Regions from separate parts of the Homo sapiens genome. Here regions 2 and 3 are each linked to region 1. The links are chromatin loops, found by intact Hi-C in ENCODE. Cell type or tissue: ascending aorta. All regions are shown on one strand. Region 1 overlaps LINC00540 (long intergenic non-protein coding RNA 540). Region 2 overlaps LOC105370108 (a long non-coding RNA gene). Region 3 has its middle 28 kb from the start of LINC00424.

What was found. A loop is a pair of places that touch in the nucleus more often than their neighbours do. Peaks named below come from ENCODE experiments on the same cell type or tissue, not always from the same donor. Only the 100,000 strongest peaks of a DNase experiment are listed, where the experiment ranks them.
Region 2: it touches region 1 in a loop (2.3-fold over the local background); 5 of 110 quality-filtered maps call a loop at or near these places.
Region 3: a loop joins it to region 1, with 2.3 times the contacts of the local background. A loop is called at or near these places in 14 of 110 quality-filtered maps.

The regions. Positions count from the first base shown.
Region 1 is chr13:22,274,242-22,282,241 of GRCh38, forward strand. LINC00540 (long intergenic non-protein coding RNA 540) reads left to right here. Exons shown (of 2, transcript NR_103810.1): 2 at 282-2,280. Among named protein-coding and RNA genes, the nearest start is that of LINC00540, 68 kb to the left of the region's middle. In ascending aorta, a CTCF peak has its summit at 4,265 (motif pointing left); a DNase peak (open chromatin) is centred at 4,290; H3K27ac peaks cover 874 bases.
Region 2 is chr13:22,107,411-22,115,410 of GRCh38, forward strand. All of the region lies in intron 3 of LOC105370108 (a long non-coding RNA gene), which reads left to right. It also overlaps the pseudogene MTND3P1. Among named protein-coding and RNA genes, the nearest start is that of LINC00540, 99 kb to the right of the region's middle. RefSeq lists enhancers at 3,603-3,662, 7,444-7,783. In ascending aorta, no CTCF peak of the experiment used is centred here; DNase peaks (open chromatin) are centred at 1,394, 3,181, 3,576 and 7,745; H3K4me3 peaks cover 408 bases; H3K27ac peaks cover 6,745 bases.
Region 3 is chr13:21,846,288-21,854,287 of GRCh38, forward strand. No RefSeq gene overlaps it. Among named protein-coding and RNA genes, the nearest start is that of LINC00424, 28 kb to the right of the region's middle. In ascending aorta, a CTCF peak has its summit at 3,255 (motif pointing right); no DNase peak of the experiment used is centred here.

The DNA.
Region 1 (8,000 bases):
GATATAATGTAAAGTACAAAACACCCACCAATGATAATAATTTCTATCAACATTTCACATCTGTAGTTAACTTGAAGCAGATGCTCTAAGACACGGCCCATTGTTTTATATTTGCATGTGACAACATGTTTTGATGTTTTCTTTTTAATTGTAACATCATGTCATGCAGCTTTTTAAAAAAGTACATGTGTGGTAAGTGTCAAAGCCTGAGCTAAAATTTCATTTCGAAAACTCTTTGTAGCATTTCCAATGATCCTATCTTTTTTCCATGTACTCCACAGGATTCAACAGAGTTGGATTGCTGAGAATAAAATTACGGATTTCTCCATAATGGACACACGCACTTTTTGTTTGTGCTGTTTCCTTTAGAATGGACGATGAGTCAAAATTGTTCGTTTATGCTTCTTCACAGAAGGATCTTCTGTGTCGTAGGAGGTGGCCTGCAGCAATCTGGACATTCAGTGGTCCTCCTGTGATTAATAGGTGAACGGATGAGCTATTCTGATAAGAACTGGGGAACTTTTGCCATTCAAAAGCAAATAGAAGAACTGGGAGATTCCTCAACTTAGCTTTTCTTTTTTTTGGTTCTAAAGTGACTGCGAATGGAGGTAGAAGAGAAGAAAAGCTTTCAAAAACATCTTCCATTAAGAAAAATATGTATCTTCATGAAGACCTATCTGAGTAAAATTACTAAAACATAATGGCTTTCTTGAAATAGAATGGAATGAAAGGCATATTAGGGAGTATGAAAGTATGAAGATTTTATTAACATACTTCTAGAAGTTTATTAAATATCTGCACAGGAACTGTAATTTGAGATCAGTGGTGGAAAGAGAATAAAGGAATCACGTGGACATCAGCTCTGAGGCCTGTGGCCCCACTTGCTTCTGGGCTTTCTATAGACATTTGCTGGTGACCTGCCCAGGCAGGCTAGAGTACCCTTCCTCATTGCACCCTGTGTTCCCATCCTCTTTTCCTTCCTTCCTTCCTTCCTTCCTTCCTTCCTTCCTTTCTTCCTCCATCCCTTATGAAACCCTCGTTGTGCAGTTACTTATTAGGTGCTGTGTGAGCGTCTGAAGTCTCCCCTCACCCACTTTTCCATTTGGGCCACTTGGCCAGTGATTGCATCAGTACCAGGGTTCTAGGAGCCATGCAGGGATCCCCAGTGGGCAGAGCTGGCCGTAGCATTTGGAAAGGAAGAGAGAGAACTGGAGACAATGCCTAGGAACAAAAGCAGAGTCCAGACCCAGGCATCAAGTGCAAATCCAAAGGCTCTGGATGAGTCAGTTCCCAGCAAAGGGACACAAGTAGGCACAGAAGGAAGGACAGCAGAAAACACTGGTCCAGAGAGGGCCTGCAGAGCCAGAAGCGATGACGCATCCAAGGTTGTGTTTGACTTCTGCACTGCCTCTGCAACCTGTAAGCACATCTGAGCCAGTTCAGAAAGTAGGAAAACCAAAGTATATCAGAAATGGCCTCTTATCATCAAGGAGATTTTGGTCTAGATTGCTTATTGCTCAGGAGAAATCACCACTTTTTAAAAAGATATGCTGAGATAGGGTTTAGTTGGGATAGAAAAGGTTATTAAACTACGGGACACCCTTCCTTTACAGAGTGTAAGCACTACTACCCCTTTTGTTTGTCTGTTTTTCTTATTTTTCTCACAGATGCAGTTCCTGCATTAGTATTGATAAATGTGTGGCTGCTCCACTTGGAGTGTTTTCAAAGCATAAATCACAGCATTGATGGTGCTGTGGTTTGGCTCTTCCAGCCCTCTTAACAACGGTCTGATGGACTTGGCGAGAGTCTAGCCACGTGTTCTGGCCTCTGTCACTCTCATGGCTGAAACGCATGCACACCCACAGATGGGGGCCCCGTGGTAGAGATGTGCCTCTACTTGTCAAATAGACTGACTCCAAATTCGGAAATATGCCTCAGGAATCTAGAAAGATAGAAAAGGAGTCTTCGTCACTGTAGGGTCTCATTCACAATATGGAGGAGAGATGGAGGGGAGTTTTTGGTATAAATTTTGCCTCATAAAAATTCTCCACGTTGTTTTGTACTGTATGAGGGTAGCGAGAAATTAGTTGATGGTTAACAATCAAGCTGGAGAAGAATATCCTCAATTTTTCACATGGAAAATGAAAAACTACAACTCCTTCCAAATATATGTATGTTTCTTTTCTGAAGATAGACGTGTGTGTGTTTGTGTGTATCATATAACATTTATTTTTTGATTTCTTTGTTATCAACAGTAAAAATACAGAAAATGATGCCAAAGAGAATTTCTGATTTTTCTTTCCTTGTTTTCCATTAAAGTGTATTACAAATAATGTCTTCAAACACAATAGCATGCATAGTGGCTTAAATTGGATTCTTCCTGGGCCACTCTGTTTAGGATCCAGGTTTTTAACATTGTTCTTCTAAGTGCATCCATGTTTCCTGAGATCCACAAAGCTTGATCTCATCCGTGGAACCACCTGGCCTAGAACCAGCTGCGGCTCTTACTGTGGTCCCCAGACGGGCAGCCTCTGCATCACTGGGAGCTCCTTTGAAAGGCAGGTTCTTGGGCTTCACCCAAGACCCACTCAATCAGAAACTCCAGGGGCGGGCCTAGCCATCTGTGTTTTAACAGGGTGAGGCCGATGCTGGTGCAGGCTTTACTGCTTCCAATAGTTGTGCAAACTTGAACTAGATGATTAACTTTCTTAAATCTCAGTTTCTTTACTTGTAAAATGAAGCTAGTATTATTTACTCATTGGACTATTAGGAACACCAAGTTTATAATACATTGTCTAACACGCTGTATGTATCACTTAATAAGTGTTTTCTTCCTCTTCCCCATCCAGAGCACTTTCTACCCTCTTCCCCCTCACCTGCCTCTAGACCAATAATATATCAATTCTGTTTTTATAAGGAATTAGTCAACATAAAAATTTCAATGTAGATCTTGCATCAATTTGGTGCAATGCACTTGGAGGCTATTTCTATTAGTACACCTTTAAAACAAAATGCTGAACAACTGCTGTGTTGTTTTCTAGGTTAAAAGCAATCCTCCCAAAGAAGTAGAGGTCTCAACTTTTACATCTTGATTTTACTGCAAAGAATATAGAAGGTTTAAAAGACAGGGTCTTTCTATGTCTCTAGGAACTTTTGTGCTTCCCTCATCTAGAAGAACCAGGAGTAACTCCTTCATTGGAGATCGTCTTTCACTTGGAGTTTAAAGCATTTTGCTTATGTGACACCCTTTTTTGAAATGGCCTCTTTGATGTGGAGAGGCAGAGGGTATCTTAATGAATTCTAGACTGCTTTCTGCACAATCCATCTCTGAAAGCTGAGGAAGATGGATCCTGTTTTGTCATCTAGCTTCTTGCTACTCAGTATATGTTCCATAGGGACCAACAACAGTGGGAGCTGGTGAGAAATGAGGAATCTCAGACCCCTCCCTAGGCCTACAAAACCAGAATCTGCATTTTAATAAGATCTTCAAATAATTCGTACTCATATTACTGATTTGACACTGGATGAGTTCATTGTATCTATTTAGGCAAATAGATATGAAAAATTAAAGGGAACTTTTCTGGCTGTTTGAAAACACCTTCTTTTCAATGAAAATTTTAAACTGCTTCCTGTGGCTCACAATGGACCCAAAATTAGAACTAAATTCTGCCTAAGTGCTTTTCTTTAAACTGTATCACCTAAGGGATATATAAAGAGGCAAGAGTTTAGAACTCACTAAATCTAGAAGACATAACTCTAAATAAGAGCGTGACGCAGGAAGTCAGTTGATTGGTGGTGTCCCTGCATCACTTTCTTGGAGACCGTCTTGCCCATCCTGTAACCACACACTCTTCCTTCTTATGCTTTGCGCTTCTCCAATTCCGTAAGCACTGACCGGAGCATTTCCATTAATGGAGTTGCCTTTCCAAGAGATTTTTATTACAGGGTTTTAAAAATGAGGCCTTCAAATTCTTAAGACCGAAAGGAATGAAAGTATAACTGTGATTATAAGATTATAGAAATCATCATGGGTTGAACTTTGGGAGTAAGAACTCCTGTCTTGAACTGTTTAAAACATGCTAGGAAGATGACTATTGATTTGTTAGTCTGTCTATATCCCAAGAACTGTATTCGGTGCGAGGGATACTAGGGAACGGTGTCCTCTTCACAACACTTGGAGTCTATACTTTTCTTGGGTATACCATCTTGTAAGATTTTGAACCAGCAGAATACTAGGGTGTACCCAAATTTGTAATGTAGCTGGTGCCCCCTGCTGGAACAGGGTTACTTAAATTTCCATCTTTTGGGCCATCTGTGCCAGCAACCCTGTTAAGACACAGCCTTGCCAACGTAGCCTATGGGTATAAGAGTAAGTCATTTAATTAACCTCTGCTTCAGTTCCCTGACATATAAGAGTAGAATAACAATAGCAGCCAATCCCAAGCTTCTTGTTGAAAGGTAGAATTAATTAGGGATGACAGTAAAATACTTCATGAAAACTGGATACTAAATAGTGATAAATGTTTGAACATGCCTCCAGTGTTCCTCTGGCAGGAAATGACAATGTGGTATGTGTTATTACTAGACTCGATGTTGCTAATTTTATCTGGTTATTAATTCTCACTTGTCTTAAAGTTGAAATGCACACATACACCTTCATCCACCCCAATCAATATTACATGAGCTGAAGATTTTTGCTGATAGCATTCTCTAGTGAGCAAGATGTGATGAAGAATGTGCTTCAAACAGAGAGGACAAAATAGGTCAGTAAGTGTCTTTGTGTATTACAGGTATAATACTTTGAAAATCACTGATTTGTACTCCTTTATTGATAGGGGGACTTCTCCTGACACAAGAGTGAGTCCCAGAGAATAAGGGTCCCAGAGATTGAATTCCATATGAAGAAGGGAGGGAGTATGAGATTGAGGAAATGCAAGGAGAAATAAGAGTGCCCCATTTTCCTGGCCGGGAAGGTGATGGAAGAAATAAAAAAGAAAGTGCTAAGGTAGAAAAGTCAGTGTGCATCCTATCTCTCCTTTCATGGATAGAACCCCAGTGGGGTTGGGAGTGGGAGAGTTTTAGCTAGAGGTAGGGCAAAACCCCAAGGACATTCCAGGAGAAGTACTGTAGCTGGAAAGCTGTTTCTCCCAGGAGAAGCTGGGGTCAGTTGGCATCCAGCATGATGTGTGGTTGGCCGAAAGAGGAGGCAAAACAAACAGGACTGAGGCAGGCTCCTGGTCCCACAGCCTGTGTGTGGTGTGCAGGAGATTTTTAAAGTCCCTGCAGAAAATGATGAAGGAGTCAAAACTCCTAGGCTTGAGACCAAGGCTGCAGTTTGCAAATTCTTCAGGGATGAGGCAGGTGGCTGAGACCAAGGATTTTGGAAAGAAGTGCCATCACGATGCCTGGATGGCTGTGGAGTTAGGCACACTGCAGTGCTGTGGGCTCAAGGCAGGGGGGCAGCTCACCTAGAGCACAGGGGAGATTGCAGAATGCTATGCATTTGTAGGGCCCTGCTCTCTGGCACTCATGCCACAGCCAGACTGCAACAGGCTCACCTAAAAGGCCTGGAAGTTACCTTGGAGAAGAGCAAAAGATATAGAACACCCAGAATTTCCTTAAGGAAATATTTGAATTATTGGATCAGACTAAGTTTGACAAACTGAGAAACTGGATCAGCCCCAAGAAACAAGGAAGCTCCACTTGTCTTCATACATCTCACCCTAAAGTATACAGTTGTGAACCTTCTACATGGCTCAAAAATTGTACCAAAATATGCCCAGATTTCCAGGATAATTGGTGGCCCAATTCTTCTAAGTACTGTCAAGTATCAAAACACCTGTGTGATGCTGAAGCCTACATCTTAGAGCTTGTTACGAAGGATCTGGTGTTTGTAGGAATAGAAGATTAATGGAGTTTATAGAGCCTCAATGAGATGAGGAGGCCATTGTGACATCACATTATCAAAATTATTATGGGATATCATGTTAGCAGAAAAGAGATACGGGAGAAAGAAATGGGGGTAGAAAATCTTTAGTTGTTTACTAGAAAAGAAAAAAGCCATATGTGTTCACTGTGATGACACAGAGGTGTTGGGGGGAAAAAATAAAATAAGACAAGAAGCCAAATTCACGAATGTTTAGAAACAAGTGGAAGCTGCGCACATCTCTGATCATTCTGTTGACGCCAGCTTTACAAAATGGAGGCCCACTTTAAAAATAAGTGTACTGAAGGGTTAGGCAAAGGACATGTTTTGTTTTTTTTGTCCTGAAATCTGCAGTCACTGAGATTGGTATTAATGACATCACTATTATGAATGCTGCGATTTCATCTAGTATCTATTCAGTTAACTGCGAACTTGAGGTCTGAACAAGTCCTCTCTTCCTGCTCCTCCCTGCTAAATACAACTTTAAACTCTGGAAATAACCTAAGAGACAACCAAAGGAGGGTACCAAAAAAAGGAAGAGGAAGGTGGGGACTGATGAGGGATCCATACGGGTGAGGGACAACGCAGAGCCAGTGTCCTGTGTCTTATCCAGGCATCTAACCTAACAAGAAAGAGAACCCCAGGCCTGGCAGAAGGCAGCCCAGATAGGCCCATTTCTCCTTGGATCCAATGGGAATCCTACTGAAAACACCAGGTGGGCTGGAGCACCAGCTATCAAGGATTGAACAAGAGTTATGCCAAGGGCCGACACCTAGGGCCAGGGCCAGGGCAGTGATCCTGTTTCTGCAGGTGTGAAGGGACTCTCTTCTTCCATCTGGGGACAACTGGGTTCAGTGGGGAGGCCAAGCGCCCTGCCAGGGAGTCCTTTTCACACTGACCACAAAACCAATATCCATTAAAAATGGGCGAGTCCAATATGATTTATAAATAATAATATGAAAACAAATACAATGTTAACATATAGGATTCCATAACATTAAAAAATACCATGATCAATGTGTTTATTTCAGGAATGCAAGCCTATTTAATATTTATAAATCTATTCTCATCCACATTAATGAATTTAAGCATAAAAATTATATGCTAATCTCCCCAGATATTACAAAGGAATAAGTAATAGCCAATCTTAATAAAAAGAAAATTTGTTATAAAACAAGTGTAGATGAATTCTTCATTGACACGATAAAATATATTTATAATAATGCTAAAGATAGTATTATGACTAGCAAGAAAAAAATGTTAGAAACATTCCCATTAAAATAAGAGATAGGACCAGGGTGTTTGCTGTCTCTGGTCTTTAGCACTTTTCTGGAGCTATAAGCCAATGCAATGTGACAAGAGAATAAAGTTTAAAAACTGAAAATTGAAAAAAGGAAGGGTACAATTTTATTTGTTGGCAAATTGTATAGTAGCATATCTTCAAATAGTCTAGACAATTAACTGAAAAACTCTTCCATAAATTAGAGGCACTCAAAATGAATATGCAGAATATATACAGAATCTATACAGCAAGAGAAGACCCAATTTACAATCCCATACAAATGATAAAGTACCTTGAAATAAATTTAATGAAAAATGTGCTAAAAACAACAAGGTTATATTTATGGGCTTTCTTTTTTTTTTCTTTGAGACAGAGTCTCGCTGTGTTGCCTAGGCTAGAGTGCAGTGGTGCGATCTTGGCTCACTGCAAGCTCCGCCTCCCAGGTTCATGCCATTCTCCTGCCTCAGCCTCCCGAGTAGCTGGGACTACAGGTGCCCACCACCACGCCTGGCTAATTTTTTGTATTTTTAGTAGAGACGGGGTTTCACTGTGTTAGCCAGGATGGTCTTGATCTCCTGACCTCATGATCCATCCACCTCAGCCTCCCAAAGTGCTGGGATTACAGGTGTGAGCCACCGTTCCTGGCTTATTTCTGGACTTTCTTATTCTGTTCCATTGATCTCTTTAACAATTCTTGTACCACTTTTAATCATTATAGCTTTATAATATGTTTTAATATTTAGTAAATCTAGTTCTGTGTAAATGTCTCTGAATAGGAAGCTTGTTTTATTA
Region 2 (8,000 bases), 170 kb before region 1:
AAGTTGGAAAGGTGAGGTGCTGAGCCCAGGTCCACACAGCTGGTTCTGAGGAGCAGGCCAGTACTTGAGCTCAGTTTCGTGCATTCCTAGTCCCTTTGCCTTTCTTGCTTTTGCTGCCCGCCTTGTCAGGAGAATGAAAGAATCAATATGCGTGGAGTGCCCACCCTGTGCAAAGCAACAGCCTGTTCCCTTTAGACGAAGAAGGCAAGAATCCAGGCCAAGGGGTAAGCTGCTTCAGTGCTGTCATTCTACACGGTGACCAAGGTTGTTATTTTATATTCAACCTTCTTGTAAGGTCAGGGAATGACAACACATTATTCATCCTTTGATGTTTGCTAAGCAAATATAAAGTTTGTAAGTTGGCGTGAACCCAGTGTTGGTTTGAGAACTCTCAAATTGCAGCTTGCAGAGTTGTGGGTGAGGGTAAGAGATACAGAGATGTGATAAGGAAGGAGCATAGCAGATCTATGCAAAACTAACCATTTGTAAATTGCATGGAAAATTGTGTTTTTGCACTGTTGTGTTTTCCCTACTGCCTTTCATTGCATTTGTAAATGGGGTGCAGATTTAAGCCCCCAGTATTTGGCAGTCTTTAAAGATAGTCTGTTTTTGGTTTCGAAGAACTTCAGAACTGTGCTTCTTAACTTTATTAGGAAGACTATGCACATTTATGCTTTGAAGAAAATGAACGCGGATTAAAGATTAAGGAATTTGTGAAAATGGGAAGTCAGGGAATTTGCTCAGTTAGGACTGATGGAGAGGCTGAGTGACCTTAACATCAAAAGGAATGTCTCTATGTGATACTGTTTCCTGTCTGTTTCTGGGAGAGCATTTCAGTCACATTTTATCAAAGGCTTAATCTGCTGATTTTTGGTGAGTTTGTATGTTTTTTTCTTTCTTTTTTCTTTTTACTTCATAATAAAATTTTGAATTGACCTAAATCTGATAATTTATTCAAAATAAAGCCAAGGAGCTATTTTGCCTGAGGACACAGAGCTTGAAGGGGACAAGTGAACAGAGTGAGGAGAAAGGGCTTCTTTTCTTAGATTTGCTGTGACTCAGCCGAGATCCTGAGTGAATGACTCAATTTCTCTTTACTTTAGTTTCTCCATTTGTAAAACAATTTTAATAATACTCGGGATTGCTGCCTGTGAAATAACTTTATCCCCTCAGAAGAAATGAGCTATCAAAATACAATATGTGATTAGGCAATCTGTAGCTTTTGATTGTGTACTAAGGGGCCAAGTTTAGCAATATTTTTTTGGCCAGTGTTCTGAAGGAAATAGTTTGATTTTCACAATCAGTTGGGCTTACCAGCAAATAATGATCACAAAAGCTATGTGTCTGAGTAAAATACAAGTTATTTTCTAGCATGCTGGCTCCCACTGTTCCAGGCAGCTAAATATGTAGATGGTTGTTCAGCTTCACTGTTATTTTTTTGGTCTTGTCTCATCAGATACGCATTCCAAGAAATTAAGATTTGTTTCACCATTAAACTGACATTCTCAACTGCACTCCAATCAACTGGATAAAAGCAGAGAACCCATCAGAAGCTGTTTCTGGTTGACTATCACCTTTCAAAGAATATGTATTGGGAGAGAGCCTTCATACTTCTCAATTAGTGATTGTTAGAAATCACTAATGATGTATTGTAAGATGCTTTTCATGTCAAAGTGTTCCAAAACCCTTTGCAAGCGCACATATAAACAGGCATTACTTCACCGCCATTGAAATGCAGCCACCTCTTGGACAAAATGTGGCCGCTGTTTAATAATGCATAGCAACATTCCAAAACAATGGAGGCCTGGAAGTAAGGGGCAAACTTGCATCCAACTCAAATCACCTGGGAAGTTTTCTGGGCTGAGTTAGTTGTGCTGTAAGGGAGCTTTTGTAACTGCAGGAGGCCAGGACATTAGTTTGACGTCTGTTTAGGAAAGTAGGCTCCATTCTGCTCAGCACCCCTGGATCACGCTCACCTGTTAAATCATCCATGTCCCAGACTGTATGTAACTTGATGGACAGTCCTCTGAAATGGGGCCAGTTTTTGATACCAGCTGACAGAGGGGCTGGGCAGTATGGAGAGGTGGCCTTTCATGAGAGACAGGGTGGGCAGACCCCTGCAACAAGATTTGGAACTGGGAATGGTCCTGGGTGATAGAAAGCAGAGATTCATCCAATTCTTTCTGGTTACTGTAAAGTGTGTTCTCCAACTTTGGAAATCTTTCCCACAAATTCATTAACCTCTGGTCTATGCCATCCTTCATACTGATCTACTCTGATGGGCCACAGATCTTGAAAAAGAGCCAGAAAAAATGTCTCTTTTTGGACCAAAATTTGATTAGCAAAAATAGCTTATCCTTTAGGCAAAAGAATAACTCAATTTACAAGTAGATTAACCTGTTCTGAATAGGAAAATCAAAGCTCAATGACCACTTGTATTGCTTTACACCTTCTGTGGTCCCCAGGGTAGTGTGATTATTTTTATGGATAAAGAGGGAAGTCAACACAGCATACTAAAACTTACGGGATGCATTAGAAGAAGTGCTCACAGGGAAATTGATCGCTGTGCATGCATACATTAAAGAAAAATGAAAACCTCAATGTAATAACCTAGTCATACACCTTAAGGAACTAGGAAAAGAGGAGCAAATTAAACCTCAAACCAGCACAGGGAAGAAAATAAAGATTAGAGTGTAGAGAAGTAAAATAGAGAATAAAAAATTATAGAGAAAATCAAAACCACGAGTTGATTTTTTGGAAAGATCAAAGGGTTGACAAGCCTTTAGCTAGACTAAGAGGAGGAGAGTCCATCGTGGCAGGGTCTTTTTCTTTCATTCTGGGGGCTTGATGGGGCTGGGCTGGTCTCTTTTCTCACTCACAGAAAGATCTGGGAGTCTTTTCAGTGTTGTCTTGGATGACGGAGTGTAGTGGAGCATCCAAGACCCTTCCTGGGAGGCTGTGTGTCACAGGTCAAAGAAAACTGTGTGTCCTCCACACCCTAAATATTCTTATATGAACAAAAAAGGAAACACAAACATCCAAGGCCATCCTACAGTGGAAAAGAGCAGCCTGGAGCTGGGGCGGGGGCTGGCAGGCAGAGCCCGGGCTGAGTCAGATTAGGAGGAACATGCGGTGGTGGGGATGATGTTTGCAGAGTGATTGTCTAGCCAAGGTCTTGGCTAGAGCCATTGGCTGGTAGGGCCACTGCGGTCCCTACCCTGAATCACCCTGGAGCCCAGCAGCTGTCTTCTCAACATGCAGGAACCAGGGCTGTGGTTCCAATTCACCGTATCCTGGTGACAGTTCTGATTCTCCATGGAAAATTCCGTATTTCCCAACTAGGTCCAAATTAAATATTGACTTTACTAATTTTAAATTGTTTCACCCAGAGACATGTACTTTTATAAGGACATTCTGAAGAAATATTTTGAGTGATTGCTAAGGCACTTCTGCTAGACAAGGCTTCATGGAGGTGCAGTTGTGGGGAGCAGCAGAGATGTGCCTGCAGCAAGCATCCTGGCCTGTGGGAGGGGCAGCAAGAGCCTGGAACCCTGAAACACTGCCCCTGACCAGGCACGGGGCACAGCTGCTGGGCTCCTTTGGGGTGTTCACCGTGCATGTCTTGCGGAAGCTGTCCCCTCTGCCCTGCAGGACATCTCAGCGTCCTCTGAGTCCTGGTGATTTGTAGGCTCTTCTTCTGCCTGGCTGTGGATACACAGTGTTTCACGCCTGGGCTAGCCTTAGGGACTACCAAGGGTCCCCTTTCTCTGGGTGTCTTTCTTACCTAATCCACATTTCACTTCATCTCTACGGCGTGTCCAAAAGCAAAATTTCAACAAATGGAGTTGACAGATTGAGTTGACTGTTATTAGTCATAGCCCATCTAAAGATTTAGACGGGTGCTGCACTGGGCATGACAGTTGGTTTCTATAAGGCTGCTTGAGCAGGAGCAAGGAAATGGCATAATACAAAAAGCAGGTGGGCTAACATCTGGTGATTTCAGGTTGCTTTTCTCCAAAGGGTTAAAGCAGAGGGGATTTCCTTATCATGCTGGCTGAAAGTGGCTTCCTTAGAAATTTGGCTGTTATCTCTCCTGATTTCTCAGAAGGCCAGATAAACACTTTCATTTCTGTTTGGTGGCATGAAACTTTAGCCTGAGTGACTCCATTTTGGTGTGATCTGTTGAGGCGTAGTTTCGGAGCTCACTCCAAATCAATGGCCTCCCTTAAGTCATATTTAGCAAGTACCAGCAACGTATGTCTCCAGCACAACTGGTGGAACCAAGTTAGTTCCGTTTGACGATTGTTAGGATGTTCTCCAGTCACCTTCCCTGCCCCCTCACTTGATGTCAGGTCAATGTGTTATCTCACCCAGGAGAGCATTGTTCTTGAAAGCCATCCTCTACTCATAAAAAGCAGTGATTCTCCAGGGCATGTAAGGGAATTTGGTGTTTTTTCTGAATAGGAGGGAGAGACATCAACAGATGTATTGGAATGGATTGGGAGTTGGAGGTGATGAGACTGGAGTTTGGGATCCGTCCAGGAACCTAATAAGATGATCCTATAGAGAGACGTTGGGGTCTTATCAAAAGCGTTGGCCAGAGGAAACTGTTACCGGGAGCTACCACTCTTCCCTTCAAAAATGAAACTGACATTGACAGGATGAGGACATTTCTCCATAACGAATTCCAGGATCCTTTGTGGAATGCATGTGGCGGTGTAGGCACTGGGCTGGGAGTGGTATGCACAAGAAGGAGTGTGTCCTGGTTCTGCCCTCGGGGACCTCTCAGAAACTTGACGGAGACTTTCATGCTAACGCTGGTATAGCAAGCTCACCTGCATCGTAATTATGCGTTTCACACAGGCTTAATGAAATAGTAGACACAAAACGCAGGATAATTACTTAAAATTGAGGCAAGACATTTTCTTGTATCCTGTAAGTATTAATGTTTAGTGACCCAGACAAGCCTCTTTTAAACTTTTTTCTTTGAGCCATTTATAATATACCAAACTTTGTCTAGGAGGAAAAAAGTCACACTAGTTAGTCCTCATACTATCTTCTGTTCAATCAACCTACCTTGTCTCTTCTAGAAATTATTATTTCCACACTTAGTGCAAGCACAGTAAACACTTATTTAGTATTTTTATTCTTTAACCTTTTTAAAATTTCTATGAATATATAATAGTCATATTGTATTTTAAATATTAAAAATTATACTTATTCATTAGTATGCAAAGCAAAAGAAAACAAAACCCAGCGAAATGTTAGGCATCTTATTCTCTAGGATTTATTCATGTTGTAAAAAAATGGCTTGGCTTTTTGCTTAGATAGGAGCACTTGACCTGTGTTTGTGAATTTTGTAGGATTTCCTATGTCTTATTCTGCAGGCAGCATTGACAATCGCCGTGCATGCACCTTAGCATCTCTCTGTAGTGGATCAGCCAGGAATTGCTGACAAGGACCCCGCATGGATAAGGATGTATGTGTGGCCACAAGGAAATCTTTCCTGGCTGAGGCTGAGTTGGAGACCCTCTGTGTGCTTCCCTGTCACCTGGGCTCACCTGTCCTGACACTCCTGATTTGACCTGCTGCCTGAATGAGCCGCAGCTGATGGAGTGAGTAACAAAACGGAAAGCTTCCCTCTCTGTGCCCTCTCACAGGAGGGGATAATAGCTGTTGGTTTTCCAAGAATAGGCATTCTTAGACATGACTGGGATGACAACAATAACAGTTAATTATCAACAGAGAGGAAACTAAAAGAACTCAATGTCCTGACTTAAAGGAATGCGGGCAAAGGATAGTGGGTCAAACCCGCATTCGTAAGGGTTAGACTTTTCTATGTAAGTATTGAGTTGTGGAAGTCAGAATGTAATAATTATTAGTGATAGGGCCAGTAGGGTGTTGACTTACCTCATGGATTATATAAAACCCCTGGTCTTTGGCACCTTCCTAACATTGGACGTAGGTCACCCCTGCACAAGCAGCGAAGGAGCAAGCACTAAGATCTAACCTCCAAGTGCATGTCCAAGCTTAGCTTCTGTGACTTTTCTCCCAAAGCCTGACTCATCTACTCCCAGTCCCCGATGCATCTTACCTTTTGAGCGTGCTATGTAAGAATTTGCCCCCTCTCTGCCTGGCAGTAAATGTTGTCGGTGAAGTGGTTCCATCAACAGGAATTCACGTAGAGCAGTGGGGTTGTTGAAATATAAAACTTATTCTGATTCCTCTTTACTCAGAATTACTTCTGTTGTTCTAAGTTAGTCATGTGTAGAGACTACTGACAATGCTAAAATCATTCACTGGGCAGATTGAAATGCATTTTGTGGATGTTTTCTCTCTTAGAAAAATAATTGTTATCATTTGAATTTTTTTCTGCGTCTTAGAAATATTTTTCTCCTTGTGTTCCTGTATGATTGGTTTGGTGCACATCTTCACTTAACTCTCCACGATTCTCTCAGGTTCTGATGATATGAGAGACTGACTCCAATACCTCTGTGTCCCTAGGAGATTGTAATTGAAATGCGAGCTCTTAGCATTTTCTCTGTTTTGAGCTTAAAACTGAAGAACTAAAAAAAAAGGAATTATTAGAGACATCATTTTAAACATTCTTTCTCAATGGGTTTTCATAGATAGAGATGCTTTACTAAATGTTGAATTATTTTGGTAAGTGATTATACATCTTTACATTCAGGACAGGAGCCTTTCAATTTGTGTTTTTGTGTTGCTGAGGTCACTGTTTTTTGTTTGTTTGTTTGTTTGTTTTTCCGTTTGTGGGTGGGTATTTGGAGGTAAGAAAGGTGGTGAACTCAAGAGTAGAAGTCACAGAAGTTACATGACACTTTAAGTTTGAGAAAGGACTGAATGAGCCACGTTTAACAAAGTCAGACTTGTTACAGAAAAAGAAACAGAAAACCTTTAGAAAATGGCATATAGCTCATGCTTGTAATCCCAGCACTTTGGGTGGCTGAGGCAGGAAGACTGCTTGAGGCCAGGAGTTCAAAACCAGCCTGGGCAACATAGCGAGATTCTGTGTCTACAAAAAATAAAAATAAAAAATAAAAATAAAAAAAATTAGCTGGGCATGGTGGCAAACATTTATAGTCCCAGCTCCCTGTGGGGCTGAGGTGGGATTGTTTGAACCTGGGTAGTTGAGGCTACAGTGAGCCATGATCATGCTACTGTACTCCAGACTGGGTGACACAGTGAGGCCCTGTATCAAAAAAAAAAAAAAAAAAAAAGAAAATCGCAGAGTACAAAAACTAAGAGATGCATTCTGGAAAAATAACAAAACGTGCCGCCAGTCCTAACACCTCTATGTTTTGTATTTTAACCCCCTCCTTGGTTAAGTGAAGGGGAAGTGAAGACCACAGTGACTCGTTTCCTTTAGAAACACTGCTTATTGGCCTGACATCATGGAAAGAAATTTCCCCAGCTATTTTGGTAGTGGTGGTAATTCAACCCTGAATGTAAGAACTGAAACCTTCTCCCACATCTGAGGTCACCATAAACCATTGTGCAAGTCACTAACTCTTTGGCCATTTCAAGTCATTGTTTGTCTTTCTAACAACAGTCTCCATAAATCAGTCACTCGGGTGTTCTCAGGCATTGGAATGAAGTGTGAGTTTTCTCATCCTTGGAAATTAATTGAAATCAACCAGGAGGATCAGATGGCAAGGTGATGAAATCAGAGTCAAAGGAGGGATGGACTAAGAAGCGGAGCCTTGGCCTGCATGCTCCTCGAGGCCTCCGGTTCCCCTTTGCTGATGTGCTCTCCCCAGTGCAATTGAGTTTGTTTTCACTTCCTGTTATTCCAATAGGTCATCACTCTTGGTGTGTGAATGTTTGACCTCTCCCTGTTTCATTACCCAAACCACCGCCCCATCAAAACACCAGCAACAACTGCAGCTTTAGGAGAAGGATGCCAAGTTTGATTTGTTTTTTAGGTAAAGAGTCATCTGATTTTAGCAAGATGGTAACCTGGTGAATGTAAAAGTGAAAAG
Region 3 (8,000 bases), 430 kb before region 1:
ATAACATGAAATCCACCATTTTAGCACATTTTTAAGTGCACAGTGCCGTATTGTTAACTATGGGCACTAGGATGTACAGCAGATCTCTAGAACTTACTCATCTTGCATAACTACAACTTTACAGCCATTGAACAACAGCTTCCCATTTCCTCCCCCCTCTAGCCCCTGGCAACCACCATTCTATTCTCTGCTTCTGTCAGTTTGACTATTTTAGACACCCCATATAAGTGGAATCATGCAAGATTTGTCTTTCTGATACTGGCTTATTTCACTTAGCTTAATGTCTTCCAGGTTCATTCATGTTGTTGCAAATGGTAGGATTACTTTCTTTTTTTAAGGCTGGATAATATTCCATTGTAAATACTTGTGAAATAATAAGAAATAGACATTTGGTCTCTGTCCCCGTTTCCTGGAGCACAGCTCCTAAAACCTTTGAAATCTCTGAGGTGGTGTCTTTTCCTATGCTAATGAGATGACTGGGTGGCTGAATAGCCTTGTGTTGGGGGTGCTGGTAGGCAGGGGAACCCACCACGAGATTAGAGGGGTGGGACTTTTAGCCCAGTGCCTGCCTGCTGCTCTGGGGAGGGGAGGGGGCTGAAGTTTGGGCTGAGCACTAATGGCCAATGATGTAATCAATTGTTGTATGCAATGAAGCTTCCATAAACCCCCCAAAGGACAGGTTTGGAGAGCTTCAGGGTTGCTGAACACACGGAGGCGCTGGGAGGGGCGTGGAAATTCCCCGCCCCTTCCCCGCACCTCGCGCTCTCCCATTTGGCCGTTTCCAAGTTGTATCCTTTATAATTAATGGGTAAATGTAATCAAGAGTTTTCCTGAGTTCTGTGAGTCACTCTAGTAAATGACGGAATCTGAGAAGGGGGTCACGAGAACACGTGCTTTACAGCTGGCGGGTCAGAAGCTCAAGTGACCTGACTGGACTCTGAAGTGGGGATAGTGTTGCGGAACCCAGCTCTCAACCTGTGGGTGCTGCACTGTCTCCATGTAGATAGTGTACGTAGACGGCGTCAGACGCGAGTTAAATTGTAGGAGCTGCTGGTGTCAGAGAATTGCTTGGTGAGGAAAAACACCCCACACATCTGGTCACAGGCGTGATCCGTGTTGAGTGTGGTGTCAGAAGGGAGGTGTTCTGGAAGTATTGAGAGTGGTGTGAGGACAGTAGGAGGAAACTGTTTTCTATTCGGTACGATGTTTTCTGCATCTGTTTATCCATCCATGGGCATTTGTGTGGTGTCTACCTCTTGACTATATGAATAGAGCTGTGGCTCATGTAGGAGCGAGTGTAGTCATTTTGATGGCTCATGGTCCCTGGGACACATTACATATTTAAATATCTGTCAATTGACCACATTTTTTTTTGTTGTTTTTGTTTCTGAGACGGAGTCTCGCTCTTTTTCCCAGGCTGGAGTGCAGTGGCGCGATCTTGGCTCACTGCAAGCTCCGCCTCCCGGATTCATGCCATTCTCCTGCCTCAGCCTCCCGAGTAGCTGGGACTTTAGGCGCCCACCACCGCGCCCGGCTAATTTTTTGTATTTTTAGTAGAGACGGGGTTTCACCGTGTTAGCCAGGATGGTCTCGATCTCCTGACCTCGTCATCCACCCGCCTCGGCCTCCCAAAGTGCTGGGATTACAAGGCTTGAGCCACTGCGCCCGGGCGACCACATCTTTATCTTAGTATTTCCAACCACAGCTTTTCCTCCAATACTGACATTTATATTTTATTGACTGAAATGTTAATTACATGTAGTTTCTTACAGTGCCTTTTATCAACCCAAAGGAGAAACTCAGATTGAAGTAAATTCAAGCCTTACTTAAATGTCAACCAGATTGCATTTTCTTTAATGGAAGTAGCTGCTATGATATCATCCCAGATAGTTTTCTCCATGCAGCTCAAAGTTGTCTTGGAGGTGTGTGCCACGGTGCAGCATCGCAGCCTTCCCGTTCACAATCACCTTGTATATGGTTAGAATCATCAAGTCCATCTTCTCATTATTTCCCTGAGCTTATGTTAAGAGCTACAAGTTACTATGTAAAATAAAGATAAAGAATTTTTTTTATATTAGTAAGAGTGTAAATAGCATGTCTCAAGTGATGCAGAGAAGGTATTTCTGAACTCAGAAAGAAATGAATTCACTGCAACTCCTTTGAGGGAAGGAAAGATGAGCATCTTACCCGTTTTGGTCAGATCCCACCTTTGCCAAACCGTGACAGCGAGCATCTGGCCTGTGGTGCAGGAGACCGGTCAGGGCCATCCTGGAATGCCGTCTCAGATGCCGATTCACTCTTTCTTTCTTTTTCTTTCTCTCTTTCTTTCTTTCTTTCTTTCTTTCTTTCTTTCTTTCTTTCTTTCTTTCTTCTTCTTTCTTTCTTTCTTTCTTTTTGCGTCAGCGTCTCACTCTGTCACCCAGGCTGGAGTGCAGTGGCACGATCTCTGCTCACTGCAAACTCCGTCTCTTGGGCTTAAACAATTCTCGTGCCTCAGCCTCCCAAGTAGCTGGGATTACAGGCACCCACCATCACACCAGGCTAATTTTTGTATTTTTAGTGGGGACAAGGTTTCACCATCTCGGCCACGCTGGTCTTGAACTCCTGACTTCAAATGATCCACCGGTCTTGGCTTCCCAAGGTGCTGGGATTATAGGTGTGAGCCACTAGACCTGGCCCTGATTATTTCAATACTGGAGTGATTTTGGCTGTGACAAGCCCCCCGCAGTGCTATAGCTGGCACTCCTACCTTTTGGGAGAAGACACTGTATTTTAAATACAGGTCCTTGAAACATCTTCCTTGAAAACCTTTAGTCTGAATCCATCTGATTCCTGGGTAAGTTGCAAGGGGGCTATGTTTGCTGCATGTCTGATGTGGAATAAAACATTTAAAATTATATTGAGGCTTAACTGAATTTAAGTGTATCCACTAAGAAGGTGAGAACAACTTCTAAAAATAATAAATGAGAAGGAATTGGGGTGTGTGGGGGGGAGGGGAAAGTCATATGGTTGGTGGGTACATTGTGTGTCTACTTGAACTCATGTTTTGTTTCCATTTTCAAACCAAGAAAATAAATTAAGAGAGATTGGTAATGGGAACTAATCTTAAATCCCCAGAAATGAACCACATTTTGAGTATTATTGCGTGCCCTCTCTCTTTTCCTCTCTCCCTTTCTCTCTCTCTCTAGGTCCCAAACCTGTTCTTTAATGTGATACATGGAAATGAGTGGTGCAGTTCATTAGCTCAGCCAGTAGAGGGAATGGCTCATTACCACGTGCAAGGCTTCCCCCAAATCTCCTCCTATGCTCCAGTGTCCTGTTAGTACAACTTTGCAAATAGATGCTGTCAAGGGAGTTCAGGGCCAGTGAGGTGTGATGAGTTGACCTTCATCTTTTGAACTGTGTTCCTATAACTTTCTTTTTTTTTATGGCTGTCTCTGATTTCTGTCTCTATTTCTGTGTTTCTGTCACTGCCTTCTTGACCTCCTTTCTGGGCATCTCCTGGTACATTCTTAGAGTGTCTAGTGTGCTCTCTCTGTGCCCACCAAAGCTAGAAACCCCTTAGGCACCTCTTGTTTTTCTAGAACACTAATTTTTCATAAAGTTTCTGTTCACAGAGGGAAAATACTGGAACATTCTCATTTATTGGATCCCTTATTCACCCTAGATGTGTAAGCCAAAACTTGTATTCATGGCTGAGACAAGTCTGCAAACAATTTTCTGGACTTTGAAGACCAGGCTGCCTCAAGTTTGGAGGTTTTATCTATTACCCATATAGGCATCACTGTCTTAATTTTAAAGTTCAACATGTGAGGGAGAAAAGTCCCTATATCTTACTTTTCATGCTCTGACTTTGCCTCTACTTTTCGTTACTGTGTGTGCTTGAATGAATGTGCTGATTTTAACTCTATCTACGGGAAACCTTTTTCTATTATTAGACCGTTGTAATGTTCAAGAAGCACTCACCAGGCTGAGCGTTTGCTCAAAGTCAGATTTTCCCCAAGTCAGATGTAGGAGAATTTGTGAAATATAGTCCCCAGTAAAAGTTGGCACTGGATTGCATCTCTAATTAACAATCCTGCTTATGAATTTGGATTAATATTTGATAAAAATTCATTTGGCGTGATCTAGCGCCTCCCTCCATCACGCTAGTTTGTTGAGACCATAGGCATGCAGATTTCATTCCATTGGTAGATAACAGCATAAAACATTTTCTATTTTTAAATGAGTCACCAAGAATCCTGCATTTCTGTAGATGATTTATCATATTATCTAGCCACTCGTGTGGAAATGCATGGAGGTTTGGTTTTATGGCAAATGTTGTTTAAAATATCAGGACATGTTCTTGTACCACGTTTAGGGTCGTGGTATGGGAAGGCTGTCTGCAAAAGATGAGGAAGTTTGAGCACACTGGGTTATTGTGGCCTAAACCACTTGAGGGTAATGAAAGCCACTCCTGTAGGGCTGCTTCTAGCCGTGCCAGCACCCTGCTAGAAGTGCCATGTGTGTTCTAGCACACTCCATGTGCTACATGCTGGCATGGGATTCTGACAAGAATGTTGGGGTAGGCACTGCTACCACTGTTGCACAAATGAGAAAACTGAGGCTGGGAGAGGCTGGGTCACTTTGATCTCCTTATGCTGCTAGTAAGTGACAGAGCCAAGATGCACACCCACCTTGGCCTGAAACCTGAGCCATTCACTTTCTTCTCCACCCCAGGCTGCCTCCCGAACTCCATCATTGGAGTCCCTGGGTAATGACTGTCATCTCTTCATGGCTGTTTGGATGGCATCACTCACCTTTTCTTACATTTCTCTCTGAGCAACTTTCTTTTCTTTTCTTGTAGGTCTTAAATCCCTCTGTTCTAGTTTACAGACTCAGAGATGGAAAATATTGAGTATGAATTGCTAGTAAAATTGGTTTGTTTCATTTTTGGCTTTGGAAAACAAGGTGGATTCTTTCACCACAAGATCATATCCAGTGCATTCAGGGGTGAGACGGGGCCAGGGTTCTTTCAGGTGCAGCAGGCTTTGGTCTGTACCAGGGATCGAAGCACGCCGGGAGTTACAGGGTGCTGCAGAGGAGCAAATGAAAGGGCTACCGGCAGACACCTTTGCTCCCCAAATCAGGTAGAAGAGACCTCCTACGACTATTGGGGTGCTTCCAGCATTGAGGACTCCTGCTTGGCAAGGTAGAGTAAAAAATGTGTTTATTAAAGAACTAGCGGTGGAACATAAATGGATGTTGAAATAGAACAGAACCAGGCGAAACAGCCCACCAGCAGATAGCCATAAAAATTAAGGTTACAAAACAGAACACATACTTTGCCCTGCTCCTCCATCTCTGAACTCAGGGTCAGGCCCTCGGCCTGAACTGTGCTTCCCAGCTGGTGTTTGCTTCACTCCAAACAGTCTTTCTAGGTTTCTCAGCCTAGGCTAAACCAAGGTGTCATTTCTCACCATCTCTTTTATAAGATTTATTTCATATTATTTGTGTTTGGGATGGCTGCCTTTGAGTTTTTCTAGACAAGATACAGGCTCCTTTTTGACACCCTAGACTTCCTGGGAGGAGGACACAGGAGAGGAGTTGGGAGGTCAGGACAGAGTGGAGAAAGTGATTGCCTACATTTTCTGTGGAATTCTTAGCCAAGAGACCTCAGAAGATTTTGCCCCTATTATATACAACACACCTCTTTCTTCTTCCCGTCATTAATTAACCTCTTTGAAGAGTGTCTTGGGCCCAAGACTCTGGCTCCATCTGAACCTTCTTCCAAAAAGAATGTAAATTTCCTTGTTCTCTGCATTGAGAGACTTCACTAAGTACAGACACAAGAAGAAAGGGCTGGGAATGCGATGATATAGAGTACCCAGATTTCACATTCTAGATGCAATGCAAATGTTCCTGGCAGAACAGGGGTCATTTTGCAGAGGCAGTTCATAACTTGCTTTGCCAGGATTAGTCATGGCTCCTACAAGTTTCCAGTTTCTGCAGGATCTTTGTGTGGGGATGCCAAGAGGGTAGATAGAATTTTAAGAATTTTGCTTTCATGTCAAGATAATTCAAGTAAGTTTTCTGTTTCCTTTCATTTTTTTTGTAGCACATAGAATGTCTTGGGATTTTTAATGCACCTCTCCTTAACACCTATAGAGTCTTCAATATAAAAATACTAGGAAGTCCTTAGATTTTATAAGATAGAAATAATTGTGAAGAAAATAACTGCTAATGAAAGAAGTAAGTTCATCAGGCTTTCCTCATAACAATAGAAAGCATTTAAGGTCTTCAATATACTATAAAGATAATACCTGCTTGCAGTCTTTTAAAATCAGCAGTATTAATTTATGAGCATGAAATTAAGCACAGAGCCTCCCCGAATACAACAATTCATTATTATTATTGGTCCTTTGAAAGACTCTCTATAAATTCAAAGTCAGAGTCAGCCTTGGGGAAACATATTAGAATTGCAGCAGAAATATAGGGAAAAAATACAACTTTGTTTTTTGTACATCTGGGAAGATCTGGGCAAGGTAAATATACCAGGATGTGCAATTCAGATGCAATTTATTGTTCTACCTCTTTAGCAGAAAAAAGTGAAAAGGGGAAGAAGAATAATCATTTTCCTATATTTTTATGGTGGCTATAAATGTCTTCATAAATAGGGCACCTGTTCAAAGGAATTCTTTTTTCTTGTATGCAGTGCTAGAGTGATTAAGCCAATGGAAAAACCAAGGAAGAATAAAATTCCAAGATTCGATACTTTCTGGGGAGGAGGTTGGAAAGTCAGTGGCCTTTCAAATGTTAATCCCTTGTGATTTTGCCACTTACTGAAAATCCTTTTCTACTAATGAAGAATACATTAGGAAAAAGCCGTGATGTTTAGTCTTCTTGCTGATATTTGGTACCAAGCTATGCAGCCCTCACAGAACCTCTAATGAAATATCTGCCATGGCTGATCGTGTGTATGTGTCTCAGTGAGCATACAACATTGATCAGGGCCTCGGGTTTCTTTGGAGTGAAGTTCAGTGGGATAGAAAATTGGAGTTTCTGCTCATGCCTGTAATCCCAGCACTTTGGGAGGCCGAGGCGGGCGGATCACGAGGTCAGGAAATCGAGACCATCCTGGCTAACACGGTGAAATCCCGTCTCTACTAAAAATACAAAAAATTAGCCAGGAGGCTGAGGCAGGAGAATGGCATGATCCCGGGAGGCGGAGTTTGCCGTGAGCCGAGATGGCGCCACTGCACTCCAGCCTGGGCGAAAGAGCAAGACCCCGTCTCAAAAAAAAAAATAAATAAATAAATAAAAAATAAAAAAATAAAGAAAACTGGAGTTTCTGATTACATTGTGCCAGATATCTATTTTATGGATTCAGGTCCACTATTTATAGAACCAAGTAAAAACTGTTTTAGAATTCAGAACTTGGAAAAATATGTAGCTACCTTCAAACTAGTAAAGAATTTCTTTCCCTCTCTCATTTTCTCCTTCCCATCTCTCTCCTTCCTGTCCATCCATCCCTTTGTTCATCCATGCATCCTAAGTAGTGGGATCTGTGTAACTACTTGAGTTACCTTTTTGCTTAGTCTAGCTTGTAGAAAGCTTAGAGTTAAGGTTTATACTCAACTTCTTTAATAAAAATAGTAATTATAACAGCTAACATTTATTGAGTAATTACTAGGCCTCTTTCAATGTGCTAAGTAAGCACTTTACATACTTCCATTATTTAATCCTTAAAGCTGCCCCACTAAGTAGCAGCCAATGTGATCCTTATTTTCCAGATGAGAAAGCTGGGGTTTATGGAGGCACTTGGCTTGTGCAGGTGGCAGCTGGTTAGCAGTGGAGCCTGGGTTCAAATCCAGGTAGTCTCTCTTAGATCCTGTGCTTTTAACATGACTCGGAGCTGCCACTCTGTGCCTCTTCCAGCCTGGATCTTCTGTTACAGGTGTCTTCACTCTGTAGTGCTGATCTTTTATTCTTATTTAATAGGTCAATTGTAAAAGGGCCAT